Linked DNA regions of Homo sapiens: region 2 is linked to region 1. Evidence: chromatin loops called from intact Hi-C (ENCODE). Cell type or tissue: psoas muscle. All regions are shown on one strand. Each heading gives the region's core, and the rest is flanking DNA. Links, peaks and the distances in the headings are about the cores only. Region 1 has its middle 59 kb from the start of SMOC2. Region 2 holds the start of LOC105378143 (a long non-coding RNA gene).

What was found. Hi-C counts contacts between places; a loop is a spot of excess contacts. Peaks named below come from ENCODE experiments on the same cell type or tissue, not always from the same donor. Only the 100,000 strongest peaks of a DNase experiment are listed, where the experiment ranks them.
Region 2: a loop joins it to region 1, with 33 times the contacts of the local background. A loop is called at or near these places in 4 of 110 quality-filtered maps.

What each region holds. Positions count from the first base shown.
Region 1 is chr6:168,376,908-168,388,015 of GRCh38, reverse strand. No RefSeq gene overlaps it. Among named protein-coding and RNA genes, the nearest start is that of SMOC2, 59 kb to the left of the region's middle. RefSeq lists enhancers at 3,976-4,475, 4,476-4,977. In psoas muscle, for the core only: no CTCF peak of the experiment used is centred there; a DNase peak (open chromatin) is centred at 3,144; H3K27me3 peaks cover 1,050 bases.
Region 2 is chr6:168,698,649-168,709,756 of GRCh38, reverse strand. It overlaps LOC105378143 (a long non-coding RNA gene), which reads right to left and starts at 3,901. Exons shown (of 3, transcript XR_943296.3): 1 at 1-3,901. LOC105378142 (a long non-coding RNA gene) reads right to left here. Exons shown (of 3, transcript XR_943294.3): 3 at 9,349-11,108. RefSeq lists an enhancer at 7,632-8,133. In psoas muscle, for the core only: no CTCF peak of the experiment used is centred there; no DNase peak of the experiment used is centred there; H3K27me3 peaks cover 483 bases.

The sequences.
Region 1 (11,108 bases), core at 991-8,990:
CAGCACAGTAAGTACACAGCCATCATCGAAAACCTAAAGTAGAGGTTTCCAAACTTTTTTTTTTACCCTCAGACTCAGATTTCTTTCTTCAAAAAAAATCTTGCCCAGAAATGCCAACAAACAAAATAGATAAAGCAGGGCTCTCCCTTCTGAGGCAGGCCTGGTGGCCGGAGCTAGGCCACCCTCTCCTCCCTGGGGACCTCCAGGCTTGATGGAGCCCCTTCAGTGGACAAGTGGAACCACAGGCCTGAGAAGCTCTGCTGGGGACAGAGGCTAAACAGAGAGAAGGCCCCAGGCTTGGGCCAGTTCTACACAACGGGCAGCTGAGATGGAGGGACGCCTGCATCCTGCCGGCTTCCTCCACCCAACGGCCCCTGCTGACATGTGTCCCCATCTCCTCACACTGCCCTGGCCGTCCACTGCCCTGCGAGGCCTCTGAGGACAGAAGAGGAAGAGAGCTGCAAGGCTGGCACGGACACAGCCCCATCCCCTGCGGTTCCTTCAGGGCAGGTCCTGCTCTGTGTTCACCAATGGTGGCTGCGCAGTCCCACCCTGGGAACCTCAGTAAACGTCACCCACTGAAGACTCAATGCTCAGGAGGTGGCCAGCCTGCACACAAGACCTCCAGGACCTCCTGCACTGAATTAAAACTCAGGATGGGAAAGGCTCCCCAGCCCTGGAGCCCTGACAGGGGTAAGCCCCCGAGACCCCAGTTCTGCCCAGAACTAGCCCTGAACTTGGATGTGTGCAGGCACTCAAGGCAGGGGTGGACCAGCACATGCCTGCAGGGGCTTTAGTTTAAATGTATATGATGCATATATACGATGAACACACATGTATACACACGTGGTGTATACACATGCGGCATCTGCACACGACGTAAATGCACCTGGCGAGTACACACGTGGCATATACATACATGCCCTGCATATACAACATGGCACATACACGCATGATATACACACACATGATGAGTTAAAACCAGGCAGGAAATTGCCTGAGGTGGCCCAGCTGGAGGAGGCCTTTGAAGCCAAGCACAGGACCCTCCATTAAAGAAGAATGACACCAATGGTCACAGCAGTGCTGGTGCACACAGGAGGAGAGCGGGCTCCATCCCTCACGTCCCCTTGGGTCACAGAAATGCTGGTGAACAGTGGTGGAGAGGGGGCTCCACCCCTCATGTCCCCTTTGCTGCTGTTTGCCTTAATTATGTGTTTGCATCCACAAAACTACTTTTGGATTCTGTGACTCAAAGAAATGCAAAATTAAAAAATAAATCTGCAAAAGTCCACCTGGTTTTCAATCAAACCTGTCTTTCCTTCCACCCTCACCCCTCCTAAAAGAGAAAGGAAAGCTGTTGGGTGAAGTGTGGCTCCCAGTCAGGGACAGGGATCAGCCCAGGTGTGCGGCAAGCCCAGCCAGATGGCTGGAAGCGCTGCCAGGCTGTGGTAGGGACTCACAGGAAGGTGGTGCCCTCAGCCAGCCTCCAAGGGTGTCTCACCAAGGGTTAGGGATCTTCCAGCATCCCCAGGCCAAATGTTAGCAGAAGGTCCCACAACCTCCAGTGCAGTGCCAGGTCTTTTTTATAACCTGAAAGCAAGAATTCAGCTTGTTTCTGCAAGAACGGCTGTAACAGCCCAGCAGCCTCCATGGGACACGTGGGACACACATGCAATGCTGTCCACATTCACATGTGTGTACAAAGCACCATGTTCTCTCACACACTTCAGACCAGGAGGAATGGGTGACTGACAGTTTCCAGTTTAAGGGGCCTGGGGCTATTTGTCCCTGTTGACTTCCAGCTGGGAGGAAAAACTGGCACAAGGAGTGTGTGAGACAAGCCCCACACCTGAGCAGGCACACCTGGGTGGGCACACCTGTGCGGGCACATGCACTGCAGCCCACCTCGGCCAAGGCCTCCAGCTACCAGCAGCTTGGCAGGCAGCTCCCATGGCTTTGCAAGACCTGCAGCTGCAAAGCCAGAGCCAGACCCACCGGCAGACACAGAGGTGCCCTGCTTGCTGGGAGGATGCATCCGAATTATTTCTGTGTGCCAATCCCCAAAGGTCCCTGTCTCTCAGAATGTGAGCAAGACCATGGTCTGGCTTCCCACGGGTGGAGCAGAAGGCTTTCCACATGGTCCTGCCAGGGGCACAGATACTCCATCCCCTTCCCAGATGAAAATGCAGACCTCCTTGGTTTGGCATCAGAGCAAAGGCAGAACTGGCACTTGGGCGATCCACGAACCACGCAGGCCTCTGCTCCTGCCCTTTCTTGTGCATCAGAATTCGGGACAGGACAACTTCACGATATTACATGTGCGCTGGGACACTCAGTTGCTATGTCCACAGGCAAATTCAGTGAGGTTCCTAAATATTCCCCAAGGTGTTGATTCACAGCCGGCCACCTTTCCAAAATTGTTTTCATAGCTCTTCCGCCCACTTTCGTTTGAGATGGAATTATGCCCAGATTCAGCGGGGGCAGCTCCACCAGCCACTTAGCTTTGTTTCCCTCCTCAATGCTTTCAAAGGACGTGTGCAGTCTCCGTAAAGCAGCAAAAAGATTATATTGGGCCTCTCGAAAGAAGGAAAATTTGAAAAAAAATTATCTTCATATGGGTATGTTTATTTCAGATTCAATATATAAACTGATCTTAGTTGCTTCAAATAGACAGCGTCTCATCAAAGCACGTAATAAACATTATTAACCCTGCCTGGCTTTGTGCGCCCGGGAAGAAGCCCCAGGGAGGAAGGAGGGGGCCAAGTCAGGACCGGCCCTGTCCCACCCACACACGAGTGCCGAGGGGGACTTCATGGACCCTCGCCTGAGGCCTCTGTGACTTGAGTATTTCAGGCTGTTTTTCACATAACTTTGGTTTGATTAAAACCCCAAATGCATTTGGCCAACCACATTTCTCTTTAACTTTTTAGCATATATTTATTTTCAGGGAAATGTCAGCCATGCATTTCTGATTCACTCTTTGTTGCCTCCAAGTTGGCCGGTGGTTGGGGGGGCGGGTTCTCGCGGGTGCCTGGGGCTGCCCCAGGAGTCCGTGAGGACAGCGGCAAGCGCGCCCCAAACTCTTGTCTCCTCACATTCCAGAAATGGGCCCCGGAGACCAGATGGATGGTGATGGCACAGAGAGAGCCTGTGCGTGTGCGGGGCGAGGACGTGTTTTAACTCTGAGCAGCGCTGGATTTGTGGTGATGTTGTAACTCCTAACCCATGATTTATGAGTGGTTTTTGACTTAGAAAAGCATGTTCTCTCTGCCCGGACTAACAGAATGCTCAAGCCTGGCGGAGGCACCCCGGAAGGCTCACGCACCCGGCCCCTCTGTCCGGACACCCCCATAGGCCTGACTCCCCTGTGGCCCCGTTTCCCCAGCTCACCAGGTAAGGGCTGTTCACAAAGAAGAAGAAAAATGGCAGAACTTTCATTAATGACGTTCACGTTAGGAGAACTTGCCCTTCACCACACACCCACTGAAACAACAGGGCTTCCTCCTGAGGAAAATGGGAAGCGCCGGGGGGAGTCTCAGGTCCTGGTAGTTGACGGCAAGCTTCAGATCCAGGAGAGATGAGTCTCATTTCCATTTAAAAAATAATTCACTCTTAAAAGCAGGGCACTGCTCAAGACTATATAAAGCTCACACTCTACATTCTTGAACGTACTTCAATAATTGTAAATGTGGGAATGCACAGTCAGTAACTGGGAAACTAAAATGTGAGATTCCAACACATTTACTCAGTGTTGCTGTTGAATTCTCCATGTGTCACGTGGCCTTTGCCGGGAGAAGCCGGCCTTCTGCCCAGGCAGTTTAGGGACAGACTTACTCTTCACTTTTATGTAGAAACCAACAGAGCCCCTTTCAGCTTCCACCAGGTCCTTAGGACAGATGATTCCTCCCCTTACACACAGGTAGTGAAAAAGCAATTCCACCCAGAAAAAAACTACTAACCGAGAATGATCAAATTCCTATCAAGCTTCAGCAGATTCAACACCAGAAGTTGGTCAAAGGAAACTCAAGTCTTTGCCTAAGTATTTCCATAGAAGTTCCATTGTTGACCAAGAGAAGACACGGGCTTCTCACTGAACTTTCCTTTAATGGGTTCCAAATTCTGTAATAGATTTTGACCAAGTTGATTCAATGAAAATGTGCTGACTTTAAAAACTAGTAACTTAAAACTGCCACGCATGCACACACACGCACGCACACACACGCACACACGCACGCACACACATGCATGCACACACACGCACACACACGCATGCACACACACGCACACATGCACGCATGCACACACGCACACACATGCATGCAAACACGCACACACACGCACGCACACACACGCAAACATGCACGCGTGCACACACACGCACACACATGCACACAGACGCACGCACACACACATGCATGCACACACATGCATGCACACACATGCAAACATGCACACATGCACACACACGCATGCAAACACACACATGCACACACACGCATGCAAACACGCACGCATGCACACGCACGCACACATGCATACACAAACACGCATACATGCACACACGCATGCACACATACACATATGCAAACACATGCACATGCATGCACGTGCACACACGCACGCACATGCGCACACACGTGCACACACGCATGCAAATATGCATGCATGCACACTCACGCACACATGTATGCATGCACACACGCACACACATGCAAATACGCATGCACACACATGCACACACATGCAGGCATGCAGACACATGCACGTGCACACATGCACACACACATGCAAACGCACATACATGCACACACGCACATGCACATACAAACACATGCACACACGCACGCACACATGCACACGCACATGCACACACGCAAATATACACACATGCAAATATGCATGGATGCACACACTCACGCACACACGCACACACACACATGCACACACACACAAATGGTCCACACTTTCTCCTTCCTTCTGAAGGCCCGTGCAAAATGTCTCCTCAGCACCAATATTGCAGTGTCTAAACCCCATCTGCTGGGTCACCTCTTGTCCTGGAAGCTGACCAAATATTTGATCAGATCACGGAGAAGTCCGCCCCATGTTCTCCCTGGGTACCGAGGCTCAGTACCCTGTGACCACAGCTGGGTGGGGGTGGGGGCTGTCCATAAAATACACCACTGATGGTGGCCTTCCAGGGGTACTGAGGCTTACGGCCCTGTGTCCACAGCTGGATGGGGGTGGAGAGTGTCCATAAAATACGCCACTGATGGTGGCCTTCCAGTGGTGTTTTCAGAAGCAAAGCTAACTCATTGTAGGTTGAGTTCCTGAAGAACTTGCTGCCATCAGCTGACCTGGGCAGCCCTGGCTTTGAATCCCAGCACAGGACTCTGTGACATTAAACAAGGGAGTTAGCCTCTGTGAAATCCTGTCTCCATGTCTGTAAAATTAGGACATTAATGCCGGCTCACCAGGATTTTAAATTTTAAATTACGTGGAATAAGCAGCGAGTGCATGACAGAATTCTTAGGCTCTCACACGTGCCCAGCACAAAGTAATTCCTGCCTCTTTCCCCTAAAGCTTTCACCTCCCAGACTTCACGGTCCTGGTTCTACCTAATTTGCCACAGCCCTTTAGTTTGAGTAACAGCTGCGTAGGGCACTTCTGAAGGTTTGGAGAACCCTTGGCGACGTTACCCAGCAAAGCACCGGGCGTTATGAACAACACAGGCAAGCGTATGCAGCTGGGGGCGTCAGACAGAAAGCAGCAGGCGGGGGGCTCACCTGCAAGCGCATGCAGCCAGGGGCATCAGACAGAAAGTGGCAGGCAGGGGGGTCGGGAGCATTTCAAATGGACCTATGTCACAATTGCGTCTCAATCCAACCCTGCACCAGCCATCATTTTTGGTTTCTCTCCAGATTAAAAATAATAAGCAGGAAAAATTAAAGACCTATGACCATCCTGGGCAGAAAACCTGTCTATGTGTCCACAGGCCACAGGGCCGCTCTGGGCGGTCACCGGCTGAAAGCCCATGAGGCTCCGAACGGAAAGTTTTGGCACCAGCTCATGCTGTCATTCACGCACTCTCGTGGAGTCCAGCAGCCCTGCCGGCGGTGGGTGGTGGATGGGTGTCTGGTGGAAACGTGACCACATCGTGGAGTCCAGCAGCCCTGCTGGCAGTGGGTGGTAGATGGGTGTCTTGTGGAAATGTGACAGCAGGTGACTCATGGCTCCCGTATTGGGCTCTTGTATTTTCTTTGAATGAATGTCACTCACTGTCTTGCAGATGCCCACAGCCTGGCAGTAGGTAATTTTCTAAACAAGGACCGTGGAGCTTGAGTGTAGGGAGGGCATGGGTGGCAGCAATGGCCGGCGCTTGGCAGGCCTGATTAATTCACCTTTTTAGCATGGCTTGGGTGAGAGGCCATTGGAAATTCTTCCTTAATTATGAAGAAATTAACATGGAAGGTTTGTACCTGTCAGAATGCACACAACTTCAACATGAAGGACACGGCTTACCCAGTGTGGAAGGCTGAATCATGATGCCCGCGGTGCCATGCCCTAATTCCCAGAATCTGATGCCCGCAGTGCCACGCCCTAATTCCTGGAATCTGATGCCCGTGGTGCCACGCCCTGATCCCTGGAACCTGGGGATGTGGCCTTGCGTGGCAAAAGGGACTTTGCAGATGTGATTGAGGAAAGGGCCCACAGAGGAAAGATGACCCTGATGATCTGGGTGGGCCCTAAATTTCCCGAATTAATCACAGGCGTCCCTGGAAAAGACAGGCAGAGGGCCGCTGACCTCAGGAGAGGGAAGGGGCCCTGGTGTCAGGGGCAGGGGTTGAAGCGATGTCCTCTGAAGATAGCGGGGGCCAGGAGTCGAGGACCACGGTGGCCTTGGAAGCTGGAACAGGCAGGAAGGGGTTCTCCTGGAGCCTCCAGAAGGGGCCACCCCTGTGGACACTTTGACTTGGGCCCAGTGGGACTAATTTCTGGCCCACGGAACTACAAGATGGTAGATTTGTGTTGTTTTGAGCCACCAAATGTGTGTGGTTTTTGCAGCTGCAGTGGGAAAATCACACGCCCCATGTCATGAGTGCATCGCCCAGCAGGGCTGCGTGGGACTCGGGCTATGTGGGACTCGGACTCGGGCTGTGTGGACTCGGGCTGTGTGGACTCGGGCTGCGTGGGACTCGGACTTGGGCTGTGTGGGCCTCAGGCTGTGTGGGACTCGGGCTGTGTGGGCGTCAGGCTGTGTGGACTCGGGCTGCGTGGGATTCGGTCTACGTGAGACTCGGGTTATGTGGGACTCAGGCTGTGTGGGACTCGGGCTGTGTGGACTCAGGCTGTGTGGGACTCAGGATGTGTGGGACTCAGGATGTGTGGACTCAGGCTGTGTGGGACTCAGGATGTGTGGACTCGGGCTGTGTGGGACTCGGGCTGTGTGGACTCGGGCTGTGTGGGACTCGGGCTGTGTTGACTCGGGCTGTGTGGGACTCGGGCTGTGTGGGACTTGGGCTGCGTGGGACTTGGGCTGTGTGGACTCGGGCTGTGTGGGACTCGGGCTATGTTGACTCAGGCTGTGTGGGACTCGGGCTGCGTGGGACTTGGGCTGCGTGGGACTTGGGCTGTGTGGACTCGGGCTGTGTGGGACTCAGGATGTGTGGGACTCAGGATGTGTGGACTCAGGCTGTGTGGGACTCGGGCTGTGTTGACTCAGGCTGTGTGGGACTCGGGCTGCGTGGGACTTGGGCTGCGTGGGACTTGGGCTGTGTGGACTCAGGCTGTGTGGGACTCGGGCTGTGTGGGACTCGGGCTGTGTGGACTCAGGCTGTGTGGACTCGGGCTGTGTGGGACTCAGGCTGCGTGGGACTTTGGCTGTGTGGGACTCGGGCTGCGTGGGACTTTGGCTGTGTGGACTTTGGCTGTGTGGACTTTGGCTGTGTGGACTTGGGCTGTGTGGGACTCAGGCTGTGTGGACTCGGGCTGCGTGGGACTTGTGCTGCATGGGACTCAGGCTGTGTGGGACTCAGGCTGTGTGGACGTGGGCTCTGTGGGACTCGGGCTGTGTGGACTTGGGCTACGTGGGACTTGGGCTGCGTGGGACTCGGGCTGTGTGGACCTGGGCTGTGTGGACTCGGGCTGTGTGGGACTTGGGTTGCGAGGTACTCAGGTTGTGTGGACTCAGGCTCCGTGGACTCGGGCTGCGTGGACTCAGGCTGTGTGGACTCGGGCTGCGTGGGACTCGGGCTGCATGGGATTTGGTCTACGTGGGACTCGGGCCGCGTGGGATTTGGTCTACATGGGACTCGGGCTATGTGGGACTCAGGCTGTGTGGGACTCGGTCTGTGTGGACTCAGGCTGTGTGGGACTCAGGATGTGTGGACTTGGTCTGTGTGGACTCAGGCTGTGTGGGACTCAGGATGTGTGGACTCGGGCTGTGTGGGACTCAGGATGTGTGGACTCGGGCTGTGTGGGACTCGGGCTGTGTGGACTCAGGCTGTGTGGGACTCGGGCTGCATGGGACTTTGGCTCTGTGGGACTCGGGCTGTGTGGACTCGGGCTGTGTGGGACTCAGGCTGTGTGGACTCGGGCTGTGTGGGACTCGGGCTGTGTGGGACTTTGGCTGTGTGGGACTCGGGCTGCGTGGGACTTTGGCTGTGTGGACTTTGGCTGTGTGGACTCGGGCTGTGTGGGACTCAGGCTGTGTGGACTCGGGCTGCGTGGGACTTGTGCTGCATGGGACTCAGGCTGTGTGGGATTCAGGCTGTGTGGACGTGGGCTCTGTGGGACTCGGGCTGTGTGGACTTGGGCTACGTGGGACTTGGGCTGCGTGGGACTCAGGCTGTGTGGACCTGGGCTGTGTGGACTCGGGCTGTGTGGGACTTGGGTTGCGAGGTACTCAGGTTGTGTGGGACTCAGGCTGTGTGGACTCAGGCTCCGTGGACTCAGGCTGCGTGGACTCAGGCTGTGTGGACTCAGGCTGCGTGGGACTCGGGCTGCGTGGGATTTGGTCTACGTGGGACTCGGGCCGCGTGGGATTTGGTCTACGTGGGACTCGGGCTATGTGGGACTCAGGCTGTGTGGGACTCGGTCTGTGTGGACTCAGGATGTGTGGGACTCAGGATGTGTGGACTCGGTCTGTGTGGACTCAGGCTGTGTGGGACTCAGGATGTGTGGACTTGGGCTGTGTGGGACTCAGGATGTGTGGACTCGGGCTGTGTGGGACTCAGGCTGTGTGGACTCGGGCTGTGTGGGACTCGGGCTGTGTTGACTCAGGCTGTGTGGGACTCGGGCTGCGTGGACTCGGGCTGCGTGGGACTCGGGCTGTGTGGACTCGGGCTGTGTGGGACTCAGGCTGTGTGGACTTGGGCTGCGTGGGACTTGTGCTGCATGGGACTTAGGCTGTTTGGGACTCAGGCTGTGTGTACGTGGGCTCTGTGGGACTCGGGCTGTGTGGACTTGGGCTACATGGGACTTGGGCTGTGTGGGACTCGGGCTGTGTGGACCTGGGCTGTGTGGACTCGGGCTGTGTGGGACTTGGGTTGCGAGGTACTCAGGTTTTGTGGGACTCAGGCTGTGTGGACTCAGGCTCCTTGGATTCGGGCTGCGTGGACTCAGGCTGTGTGGACTCGGGCTGTGTGGGACTTGGACTGTGTGAGATTGAGACTCTGCCTCCTTCCGGTCACTCAGCTTTGCTCCTTCCGGTCACTCAGCTTGCCCCAACTTGCGTGTGGTCATTCTCAGGCTAGGTGTAAGAACACACCATTGCACCTAAGTAGACGAAATCCAGTGGAGAGGGGAAAATCTCAATCTCTCCGTATGTCTTTTTTAGAGCAAAAATCCTTCCCCAGAAACTCTGCAGCAAACCTTATTTTTGGACTAGTGAGGGTGTATCCCTGACAGCTGGGGTAGACTCAGCTTCCTCTGAGAAGCACCCGCTGTATCCAGGGCATTGAGCAGACGGCACACTCTGTGGAGAAGGAGAAACGGGGGGTGAGCGGGAGAACGGGTCCAACAGGCAGCTGATGGCACCTGGGGTAGAATCAAGGAGTAACCTCAGGAGTGTGTTCCAGTTCTGATGCTGATTTATTAGGTTGCCAGGGAAGAACAGTTTGAAAATAAAGTTGAATTAAATCACAGACAAGCAAGGACTGCTGACAGTTCTGGGAGAGGCTCGAGGGACTGACTGTCTCTTGCTTCAGCCAGGAGAAAAGAGAGGTCCCGGGGGCCTGGCCGCCCGAGCTCAGGCGTCAGCCGGTATCAGAGCCGGAACAGGAGGACTGTGCGGGAGATTGTTGGACTCACCGCGTCCCAGTGGGACTTGGCAGCTCTGGCCAGTTGAATATGAGTAGGTGTTTAACTCAAGTAGAAGAGGAAATCGGAAGGATCTATCCATCAAACTGTGCAGCTGGGAGGAGCTCGCCCACACAGCTCCATCTGCAAGAAGCACGTGGCCACACGGCCTGCGTCAGAACTGTCTTTCGGGGACGACCCCACCTCCAAGGCCAGGGGTGCCTGGAGACCATTCTATCAATGTCAGCCTTCCCAGCTGCATGGGCAGGGGGAGAGTGCAGACCACAGATAAGGAATTCTCAGGGGCAAGAACCGCAGAGACACTGAGGTTCCCAGAGCGCAGAATTCAGAACTAGCAGGTTTTTTCTGAGCTCCGCCCAAGGCTGTGTGGATATCAGAAGTCAGGGAGAGGTGACCTGGCCTGGAGGTCATCACGGTGGTGAATTCCAGGCCTGGAAGAGGCCGGGAAGAGTGGAAATGCCAACATCAGATTTAAACACTCACTGATTTCTTCCACTTACATTCACAGCCGGAGGCTGGTGGAAGAACAGAAAATGCCCACAAGAAAAATTCGAGTGATGACCATGTTGCCACGGGAATGAGCCAGTCCTGAACCCGGCCTGTCTGCCACGCCCAGCACTGTCGCCAGGATGCAGGTTCCAGCAGCTCCCTTAAAGGGAACGCAAGAAAGGCTGCCAGTGTCACTCCGGGCGGTGCTGGGGAATCCCTGGAGTTGGCACTGGGCTTCTCCACCATCACCAGGTGGGGCCCTCCAGGAAGTGGGGGGCGGTGAGGGTCTTGGCCCTTCATTC
Region 2 (11,108 bases), core at 969-8,968, 320 kb before region 1:
GCAGGGGCCATGACCTTGCGGCATGTGCTGGTGACAGGGGCCTTGCAAGATGACAGATCTGGGTTTAGAGATGGAAAACGGTCACAGGTGGTAGATGGCACAGAGCCAGCATTCCATGTAGCAGCCCCAGGTGCTCCCAATCCTGCCCTCTGTCCACCGCCTCGTGCCCCACGCCCCCTTCCATCAAACTGCACGGCTCTAAGAGAGTCTCCCACTCACCTAGCCAGGTCTCCCAGTTCCATCACCTTGCCCGGATCCACCCACACATTTCCCCAAAGATTGCAACCCTGACTTCAGGAACCAGCGGCTCCTTTGCTCTCACACATACTTTGTCTCCCTGTGGCTGGATCTGTCCTTCCAAATTTTACATCATGGCGACATCTCACTGGTTCTCCATGGAGCTTCCATTCAATTTCTAATTTTGAACTGACTGTGTCTCTGTTTTCTGGAAATAGCAGTTATATTTATTTATGACACAATATAACAAGCCTAGACTTTCAAGATGATGTCGAGCAGAAGTCCACTGCCCTAATAAATGTCAAGAGGAAAACCCAGAGAACAAGAGACAAAGTGATGTCACCTCAGAGTTGCCAAAGCAATGCTATTGCCAGTGGACTGGTCCAAAAGTAATGGAAAATCCTTGCCTGGGTGGCCCAGGCTTATCATCAGTGTTCTGTCTCAGAGTCCTTCTCTTAACTGCCCTACACTGACCTCCACAACTTCTTCCTCATAACAGAAATATCAAATCATAAATATAATTCCAGAGAGGTATTTAGTAAATGAAAAGACCGTACTAAGTGAAAACGCAAAAATATTTATGTAACTGATATCATGAATTTAAATAGTGGCTGTAGTAAGTGTTCATGCTGAATTTATTACTGGCAATATGTCATTATTTTAGACACCGAAAGATTAAAAATAAAGAGGACATTGAATGCATACTCTCATTTTTATGTCAATATTTTAATAACCACAAGCATAACTTACATTGATTGATGTGCCTAAGCTACGCCAGGCACTCTTCCAGACTTTATGGAAATTAACCACTTAATCTTCCCATCAGTCCATGAAGCCAGCTTTGCTAGAGCAAGTGAACTCGGTTTTCCCTGGAGGTAGATATTTGCTAGTGAGCTGTTCTTTGGCCAAATCACAATTGTGTTTTTGCACTCCACACCCAACGGCAAACATGTCTCCTATTCCCATTTTTCCCTCATTATCACGCAGCAGCATTCAAGCATTGAGTTATTAAATCACAGGGTTGACAAACAAAATGGCAATTTCTAGAAAAGCATAAAGCATAAAATGTTTTTATTTTAATTACTTCACTGATTCTTGCTAAAAATTATCATGCCCATTGTAATATTTTGAAAAAATACAAAAAATGTATTCCAATCCCTCCAGATCCATTACCCAGAAACAGGCAAAGAGCGTACTTTACTTAACATCCAATGTGGCTTCATCAAAAATATAACTGGTCCTAGAAATGGCCAGGACCCACGAAACTCGACTTTTATTTTGCACCCAGGACGACAGCATGGTCCCTCTGATTTCCTCTCATATTCTGTCATGACTTAAAGGTGACGTTAGACAAAATGTATTTTCATGCCGCCATGAATGACTGTCTTCTTGCACCTGTCTGTTTTACGTCCAGTTAACTCACCTCTGGGAGCTAAGGTGAGATCCTCTTCAGAGGAAGCCAGGCCACAGCGACGTATAGGCATGCGTGTTCAAACGCACTGAACCGTGGCTAAATCTCACATCTACCCCAGAAGCTAAGCATATTTTGTCTCTAAAATTGTGGCCCTGGGGGATATGAAAGGGTTGGAATCTGACACCTTACTTCTGAGAATTCAAACTCCAGGGAATTTTATTCCATCTGGGGAAAAACAAACAGTAAGGCTCTCCATACCATCATGCTTGTGTTCCACAGGAAACCTGGCATCTCCTCTTACTTGGCCTGTCTTAGATGTGGGATGAATTTGTGAGATAATCAAAACCACAGTTTGCATTATGGTGGCATCCCTGACACTTCTAGAGGAAGCTCTAACAAGTACCTTCATGAAGGTGAATCCATGCATAGAAACTGTGTCAGCATCTCCAATCTGTACCTTTGAACCCATCTCAAATCTGCACATTTGAGACTTTTCAAATGCCAAATGCAGTATTTCCTTAATGTCTTTATAAAGCTCCCTGCACAGATGCAGAGGCAACTGAAGCAAATGGGGAGGGGGGAGGGATAGCATTAGGAGATATACCTAATGCTAAATGACGAGTTAATGGGTGCAGCACACCAACATGGCACATGTATACATATGTAACAAACAAACCTGCACATTGTGCACATGTACTCTAAAACTTAAAGTATAATAATAATGAAAGAAAAAAGAAAAAAAGAAAGTTATAAAGATCTAATACAATTCCATTATGAAATTACCACTTTATGTCTCAGAAAGTAAAATGGCAGCTTCAAAGATAAATGCTGCTCACAACAATCAGTCAGAAAATTCTTGCCCACAGCAAGCAGCAGAACACAGGGATGCACGTTCAAAAAGACTCACGAGTAGCTTTCGAAGCACTCACATTCGCTGTGTCTGTAAAGAGTTAGGAAGGTTCAGGGATCCAAGGGCAGATCTGGCAGGAGAAGGGCCATCTTGAAGGGACAGGCATGAAAACCCAGGAGTGGTCTGCACAGCTCCCACCGGGAACTCAGGGGATCCTCACGGGTGGGTGTGGGGAGCAGCCCCGTGTGCACCCTCCTGGCCTGGAGAGGTGCTCCCAGGAGCTGAGCACGTGTCGCAGCCCAGCTCAGTGCCGTGATTTGGAGAGCAAGCTCCCCGAGCCCTGCAGTGGCTAACACAGGAACCCTCGTTGCCCTAGAAAGTTTCAAGAATGTGTCTTGAACTGAGAAGACACGTGTTTTAAGAACTGAGAATTCCCCTGAACTGCCATGCTCACCTGGGGTTCTTCATCCTCAGGGAACTGGTCAGCAGGAAAGCCTGGCACAGGCCAGTCGTGGGGCCATGCGGCAGCAGCATTGGCTAATTTCTGAGAACTCATCCCAAGGGAAGCGTCCTGCGGAGTCAACGGGCAGCATCTCCCGACAGGTGCCCAGAGCAACCAAGAACACGCAGGACAGCAAAACGCCCGTCAACCAAGAACACACGGGACAGCAAAACGCCGGTGGCTCCTCATCTGTTGAGGACTCTGGCTCCGGTACAAGTTTGATGAATAAATATCCTCAACTCAATGACTAAAGGCATAGGGAGGGTTACGCGAGAATCAAAACACCCAGCAGCTGCCAGAACGCTGCCTGCTCGTGCAGTAGAAAGTGGTCCTCACGGCAATCATCTAAAAAATGCAAACACGGGTCGTCCTTCACCAGCTCCTGCGCTCCTCCAGACCGAAGGCTGTGGGTTTTGTCACCTTCCTGACAACTCTGTGATAAACTATTAGGAATGTCTTATGGATGGCGAAATGGAAGCCCAGAAATGCTGAGGGACTGCTCTACGGGCCCAAGGATACAGTAAGAGCCAAGACTCAACCCCAAGCGAGTCTGGTGCTGCACTGGAGCGCTCACCACCTGCACTGTGCTGCCTGCTAATGGGATGTGTCACTGGTACCCCATGAAAACCTCAGGGCCATCTGGCGGTGCTACTTTTGTTTGTAAATCAACACCTTCTAAAATCATCATCACAATAAAACAATCTCCTTCTTAGCAGCAGCTATGAAGGTGAAGGCAGGCGCCATTTCTGCATCACTTACCGTAAAAAGCAGCCTGATTATCCTTAAAATGTCAGGTTTATCATGGGAGAAAGAGCACAGGGCATGTCATCCAGGCAATGGGATGTGTGAATCTGAGAAGTGGCTCTGAGCTCAGAGCGTGTGTTTCATACCAGAGGACTCCGTGCCCGCCCTGGGCGCTGCGTGCTAGAGAGGACTCCGTGCCCGCCCTGGGGTGCTGTGTGCTGGAGGACCCCGTGCCCGCCCTGGGGTGCTGTGTGCTGGAGGACCCCGTGCCCGCCCTGGTGTGTTGTGTGCTGGAGGACCCCGTGCCCGCCCTGGGGTGTTGTGTGCTGGAGGACCCCGTGCCCGCCCTGGGGTGTTGTGTGCTGGAGGACTCCGTGCCCGCCCTGGGGTGTTGTGTGCTGGAGGACTCCGTGCCCGCCCTGGGGTGTTGTGTGCTGGAGGACTCCGTGCCCGCCCTGGGGTGTTGTGTGCTGGAGGACTCCGTGCCCGCCCTGGGGCTCTGCGTACTGGAGGACTCTGTGCCTGCCCTGGGGTGCTGCTTGCTAGAGGACTCCGTATCTGCCCTGGGGCGCTGTGTACGTTTACTTTTCTTACACTTTCTAGTAGTTTCCTCATTTGCAAAATATGGCCAATAATATTCCTTTTGGAGATGCATCAAACGGACTTGATGATGTAGTGCAAGCAGAGGCCCCAGGCATCCCGAGTGCTCCCACTCGAGTTCCCAGGCCATGGGGAGCCTTCCAGTCTTACGGGCCTGGGTCAGTGGTGTCCTCAGCTGCCTTCAGGAAAGAAGCTGCCACCCTTGCTTTTATTCACTTGTGTTACTCCAAGTGATGGTTATTAGCAGAGGTGGTGAAATGCAGTAGAATGCAGAGATGGGGTGAGGGTCGGCTTTGCTGTAGGTAAGCAAGTTTAGCAAATAGTTGTGCATTGGAACCAAGAGGATAATTGTAAAGCCTCTTAGTCCAAATTATTAAGAATAAGAGCTGGATGTACATTTTACTCCAGAATACATAAAAACAAAAAAAGACTGTGTTTCCTCTTCCGTCCCTCTGTCCCCATTTCTGCCCTGCTGGTCACAGCGGGGAGGGCTGGGGAGCTGGGAGGAGCCTCTGGGAGGGGGATTCCAGGTTGACATGGGAGCTCCACCCTCCAGTCCAGTGCCCTGTGGGGTTCGGGCCACTTCTGGTCTCCAAATGCATAATGTACTGTAAGCTTTGCGGTCTTGCTGCAAACGCGAAATGGGACATATTAGATAACAAGTGTTCTGCCAGTGCCAGAGTGCTGCTTGCCTGTGAGGTGTAGTTAAGATTATTTTGTCCACTTGCCTGTGAGGTGCAGTTATTATTATTTTGTCATGAAGGAGGGGGGAGTACCTTAAGAGAGAAGCCCATGGCAGACTGTTCCTAGAGGATTCCTTAAGGGTCTCAGGCGAAAAAGCCACTGACTGAGGGAATACATAGAGCCAGTGTTCTTCTCCTTAATAAATGTTACTTCTACGTCAAAGGAGTCACTGTATGGTGGGCTCCAAAGCCATGTTTGTGGCCTTGTGCGTGGAAGCGGATCATCGCAGCGCAGCTGCTCAATCCCAGCCCCCGAAAAAGACGCTCAGGCTGTTTGGTTTCCCTGCCGGCTTCACTGTGCCCCCCGAGAGGAGCATCTCTGGCACCAGCAATAGTCTGTGCCTGCGGAGGGATCTAACCGCGGCCAGAGCGGACCGAGTTCTCCTCAAGCTTTGCATTCTATGAGATTCTATTAGCCCTGCAAACGTGACCCAAGCCACCATCCAGATGGCCACAGCAACTGCCCTCCCCACGTGGCGGGCCCGCCCCTCATTCCACTCACAGCTCAGCTGACAGCCAAGCATGAAAATGAGGTCAGAGCCAGGATGCCCCTTTCCAGGAAACACGCCAAAAACACAGAAGCCCGTGGAAGACTCCCAGGTTCAGCTTTACCCTGGTTGGGCTCACAATTCGCCGGGCTACAGCAGGCCCACGCCAGTGGCCCAGAGGCAATGGTCAAGTTCTAAGGAACTCTGTGTGTTGATTGATGCCATGTTGGAGGCTTGATACCAACCAACGTGGAAGTATTTATACCACTGAAATTGGTAGATGCTGAAAACCAGGACTTATTTTTTCCTTGTCTTCTTTGTGTGTGGAGAGAGGTGTGTGCGAGAGAGGGGCCGGTTGTTAAACATCTACCAGCCCCCACAGCCTGCAGCCCCATCTCACAGCCCAATGAAGAGATCTGCTCCTACTTCAGTTTCCTGCCAGTGCAGGGAAGGCCTGCACCCCACGTGGGGCTGAACTGACAGGGAAAGGCTGAACTCTCAGTTTGAAGACTGAAGGCTAATGCTTCACAGTTTATTACCACCTCTTGGTGGGTTTTACATTTAGAGCTCAGTTGCCATTTTCATTTCAATATTTGTGGCCAAAGGAAAATGGAAAAGGAAAACATGTCTGCTTCATGTTTTGGTTCCAAAAAAAACAACAAAAAAACCCTTTTGATTTCTATGTGTATTCTATGCAATGTTTAGAAGGAGGACAGGGATAGTTTTCTTTCTCCTGGATGGTGAGAGTTTGTGGGTGGATTATTATTTCTCCACTCTTACCAGGATCACAATATCGCCAGAAGGACATTTGGCTAAAAGGTGCAGGACGCTTGTTTGGAGTGTGAATGGCAAATGGAACCAGAGTCATGGGAGGAGAGTGAGAGGATGCGGTCACAGGAATGAAACCAGGAGCCCTCTGCACTCAAGCGAAGGATGGGAAAGAAAATATGAAAAGCCCAGGGGCACCCAGGAGAAGGTCACTGGTGGCAGGGCCTGGCTGAGGTCCTGGGCTATCAGCTAACCCAGGAGAATGTCAATGGTGGCAGGACTGGCTGAGGTCTTGGGCTATCAGCTATACTGATAAGATGGTGAGAAAAGGCAAGGCCTTCAGGGCTGAATGGAAAGCTACCAAAATGAAGAGCAATGCAGGAAAGACCACCTGTCCCCCACCCAGGGTGAGGCAGCGTGCCCTTTGACAGGGGAGCAAGGCTAGGGCTGGCACTAGGATCTGCTCGCATCCCAGTGTTTCCTGGGAGAAGGGGTCCAGTCCTACTGAGGCTTCATGAGGCCCTTTTGTCCTCATGTTCAGGAGCATTTTACACAGAAATCCTAATAAACTACGGTGGCACTTAGTCACGAGGTAATTTGGGAAAACATCATCTCTTCAAAAAGACAAAGGGAACCATGCAAGGCAGCCATTCCCCACCTTTTTGGCACCAGGAACTGGTTTCACAGGAGACAATTTTTCCCATCTGTAAGTTCTGGGGAAAAGACCTGAAGCTCTGGAATTGTTGTTGAAAGCAACCTGGACTCTCAATTGGCGATGGCCTAAGGCTGAACTAGTCGCTCCAGCCACGTGCATATTAATTACTAACTGCACCAGATACCGAGACTGTGTGTGAGAGACTCAGGCCCTGCCCTTAAGGAAGGTACCTGCTGGAGGAGGTGAATCTACATATGACACAGAGGAGGAGGGTAGAGAGTGCTGTACCCCAAATCCACAAATGACACAGAGGAAGGGGGTAGAGAGCGCTGTCCCCCAAATCCATGAACGACAGAGAGGAGTGTGGACAGCGCTGTCTTCCAAATCTAGGAGAGACAAATGGGGGGGTGCAGCAGTGCTCACCCAAACATGCAGAGGTACAGCAGGAACACCACGGAAGCCATGCCACATCGGCTATGCTGGGGAGAAGCTGCAGGACACGAGGCCGTTGAGCAGGGCCAGCATCCAAGTGAGCGCGCCCTCCTGATGTGGGGAGAATACCCATTCTATACCCAGGTGTGTCTCCCGTCACTTCAACACTGGAGAACATAGTGTGGTCATGGGCTTTCCCTCGTGGGTCGTCTTCTCAGCAGGCCTGATGGGGAAGGGTGTCCAGGAGCCTCTGTCCTGCCCGAATCTTGTGCCCCAACAGGGCAGGAGCCCAGCTCGCCTCTCCCAGGTGATGGTTTGCTTGGTGGCTTGGAGCAGGGAAGGGCACTAGTGGTGGAGGAGGAACTGGAGTTCGGTGCAGTAACCCAGCCCCTGCTGAGCGCTAAGCACTCCACACCCAGTTCCAGGTAAACGACCCAGCACCCCAACAGGTGGACATTCATCTCCATTTCAGTAGTTAGAAAATGCGGGGAGAGACATTTAACAAGTTACACAGTGACTAAAGGTGGAGGAGGTCAGAGTTCTGGAGTGACACAGCCCCTAACCCCTCATGTCACCTTGCTGTCTCCTAACTAGACTCGCCTGAAAGACCAATTTTGGACCACGAGTAGGAAAATGCCTAGAGTGGCAGTCTCTGGAATCACTCAGAGCATACAGAAGGCAGATTCCGTCTACCTGTTCTAGCAAAGGCTGGTTTCTAAGGTAGCACCATGGATGTCGAGATAGTTCTGTGTTAAAGACAGGTTCAGATGCAGTGACCAAGCTCTCCATGCCAGCCCAGGCTGGTAGCCACCACCATGATGCCCTCCCTGCTTACTTCCCAAGGCCCGTTGCCTTGAGCCTCACACCTGTGCTGAGTCTGGCCCCAGTCTATTCTCTGCCCACAACCAGGGCTCCAGGCTATCCACACAGAGAGAGGCCTGGGGGCTACCACCTGTCTCCAGTCCCAGCATTATTTCCACCATGTCATGGTGCTGCCAGATGGAACAGGGGAGAGGCGGAGAAATGGGGAGAGGCTCAGGAGTGGGGAGAAGCAGAGGAACAAGGAGAAGCTGTGAGACCCCTCTGCCCTCATCAGTGGGGGGAAGGCGGTGCTAGGGGGAGGATAATGACTGGACTCGGTCCCGGCCTCCCGACACCTCAGGAGCATGACTCAGGAGAGGAGAGGTGTTTTGCTTGGCAAGAGGGGCAACCGATTTTCTTTCCAGGCCATAAGGGCACTGGGTCCAGGGAGCTGGCAGGAGGGCTGCTGTGCTCAAGGGAAGGGCTCTGGGCGGCAGGCCAGGGCAATGGACGCAGGCAGTGTGCAAAGGCACAGATGCACCTCTGCTCACCTGCTCAGCCTCTAACACACCTGTATGCCAGACATTGCCACACCGCCCAGGTGTGCTGTTCCTGGATGCAGAGGGTGGGGGCCCCCTTTTCAATCCCCCTGCCACCAAGAGCCTGTGGTGGAATGACAGTGGTGTCTGACCTTATCCACCAGTGACTTTCCATTTTCCCTTCTTCAGCCTGTTTGAAACTTCCATCCTAATACATTTTCTGAATTAAATACATATGGAAGGCTGGGTGCGGTGGCCCATGCCAGTAATCCCAGCACTTTGGTAGACTGAGGTGGGTCACCTGAGGTTAGGAGTTCCAGACCAGCCTGACCAACATGATGAAACCCCGTCTGTACGAAAATACAAAATTAGCTGGGCATGGTGGTGGGCGCCTGTAATCCCAGCCACTCGGGAGGCTGAGGCAGGAGAATCACTTGAACCTAGAAGGTGGAGATTGCAGTGAGCCAAGACTGTGCACTCTAGCCTTGGAGAAAGAGTGAGACTCGGTCTCAAAAAACAAAACAAAACAAAACAAAACAAAAACATATGGATTAAATATCAGGAGGTGGCAACATTTTCCAGTCCCATTTTAATGAATTATTTGTTTTTACATCATCAGAGGGTAGAATTACAGTTCCCATTTAAACACTGAAAATGAATGGAATTTTCATTTCTCATTTTATAGGAATTAAAAAAAAGTGTCACAAAATTTTCAAAAACAGCCACGAAAAGGAGTAGCAAGCTCTCCTGCCCCTTCTCCTGCCCCGCTCCCCATGCTGCGCTGGACGATCAGCCAGCACTGCTGTCTCCATCCTAGGAGCTGCCAGGCCAGGAGCCAGGAGGCCGCGAGTCTGCTGCTCTCCAGGACGCCTCCTGCATGTGGTTCTCATTTGGCACGGCTGAGACGCGGCAGTGTTCTTGTCCTGGCTCCAAGTAAAAACCCTCTCCTTGAAAACTCAGGAGAACAGGGAGAGGTGGTGTCCTCAGAATCTCTGAAAGCCAAAAAGTGGCTCAAAAAGATGCATTCATCCAGGCTGGGCGCCTGGCAGGGTGCTGAAGGCGGCTCCAGCTCATGCCACCCGGAGCCACCAGCGTCTGCTAGAGAACCCTGGCATCCAGCCTCCCCAGGGTCAGAAAAATACACATGGAGTGAGAGTCAAGTGTATTTAAATTCCTGGGAAATGTCAAAGTGCTAATTAAGCCTAATATTCTCCAGGTGGCCAGCTCCTATGGCAACACTAAAGCTGTGTCTGTCTCCTGCACCAACCAACAGCCATGGAAAGCGGCAGCCATGGAGGATGCAGGAATTTCTTCCCATATTCAAAGTAAAGAGAAGACCAGTACTTAGCATGAGCTGACCATCGGGTGAATACTTTGTGCCTTGATTTTTTTGTAATGATAGAAAAGAAACAGCATTCTTTGTGAGATTTGCTTTCATGTTTTTAGTATGAGTTAGTCTGTTTAGCGAATGCATGGGATGAATGTGATTCAGCTCCTTGCACATCTTGCACCCCCAGTCCCCTCTGGTTCCTCTGCTTAGTGCTCCCAGGTAGGAAGAGGAGACTGGAAGCCCCTGGGACTCTCGAGAAATGCCACCTGGTTTCCTTGCAGCAAGCGCAGCGCAATTTGCCAAGTATTAAGCTAACTCCCCTGAAAGCCTGTTGCTCTGCAGCCCCTATAACTAGCAGCATCTGAGCCATCCCCAAGGTTTGGGCCCCTTGTCTCCTGTCTAGGCAGGGCTCCATTCATGGCACTCGTGAGGACAACTTGTTGGGCTATCAAATGTCACTCTGTTACTCCCATGCAGAAGGCAGGTTTGTGAAGCAATGATGAGTTATTCCAAGCAAATGCCAGGGCTGGACAGGGCGTTGATGCTGGAATGCAGGGTGAGAGACGTTGCCAGCTTCCATCTCACCACCAAAAGTGCGAGGGTGCATCTGCCCCATACACTGGCCCAGCCCCTTCAGGTCCTGTGCCTCCAAGCTGTGGAGGAAAGGACACACGGCCTTCATGTGCTCAGGCCTGTGGCAGTATTTTTTTGATTGAAGGGAGAACTAGATACTACACTTGAGCCTTCTATATAATGCTATTTTGCAAGGTGCAGGTCATTTGATTGTGAGGCTTGCTATGCTGTTAGTAGCACAAAATGTAAGTCAATCTAAGGGTGGTGTGACAAGATCTTTGGAAGATTTGTGTTGGTATCCAAACAGAATTTACCAGCTTATTTCATAAAAAGGAAAAGGCATTTTTAGTCATTGGGTACCCACTGAGGACCATCTGATTGCTTATCTTCATCTCAACAGTGTTAGGATGACTACATTATGATAGTGCCCAT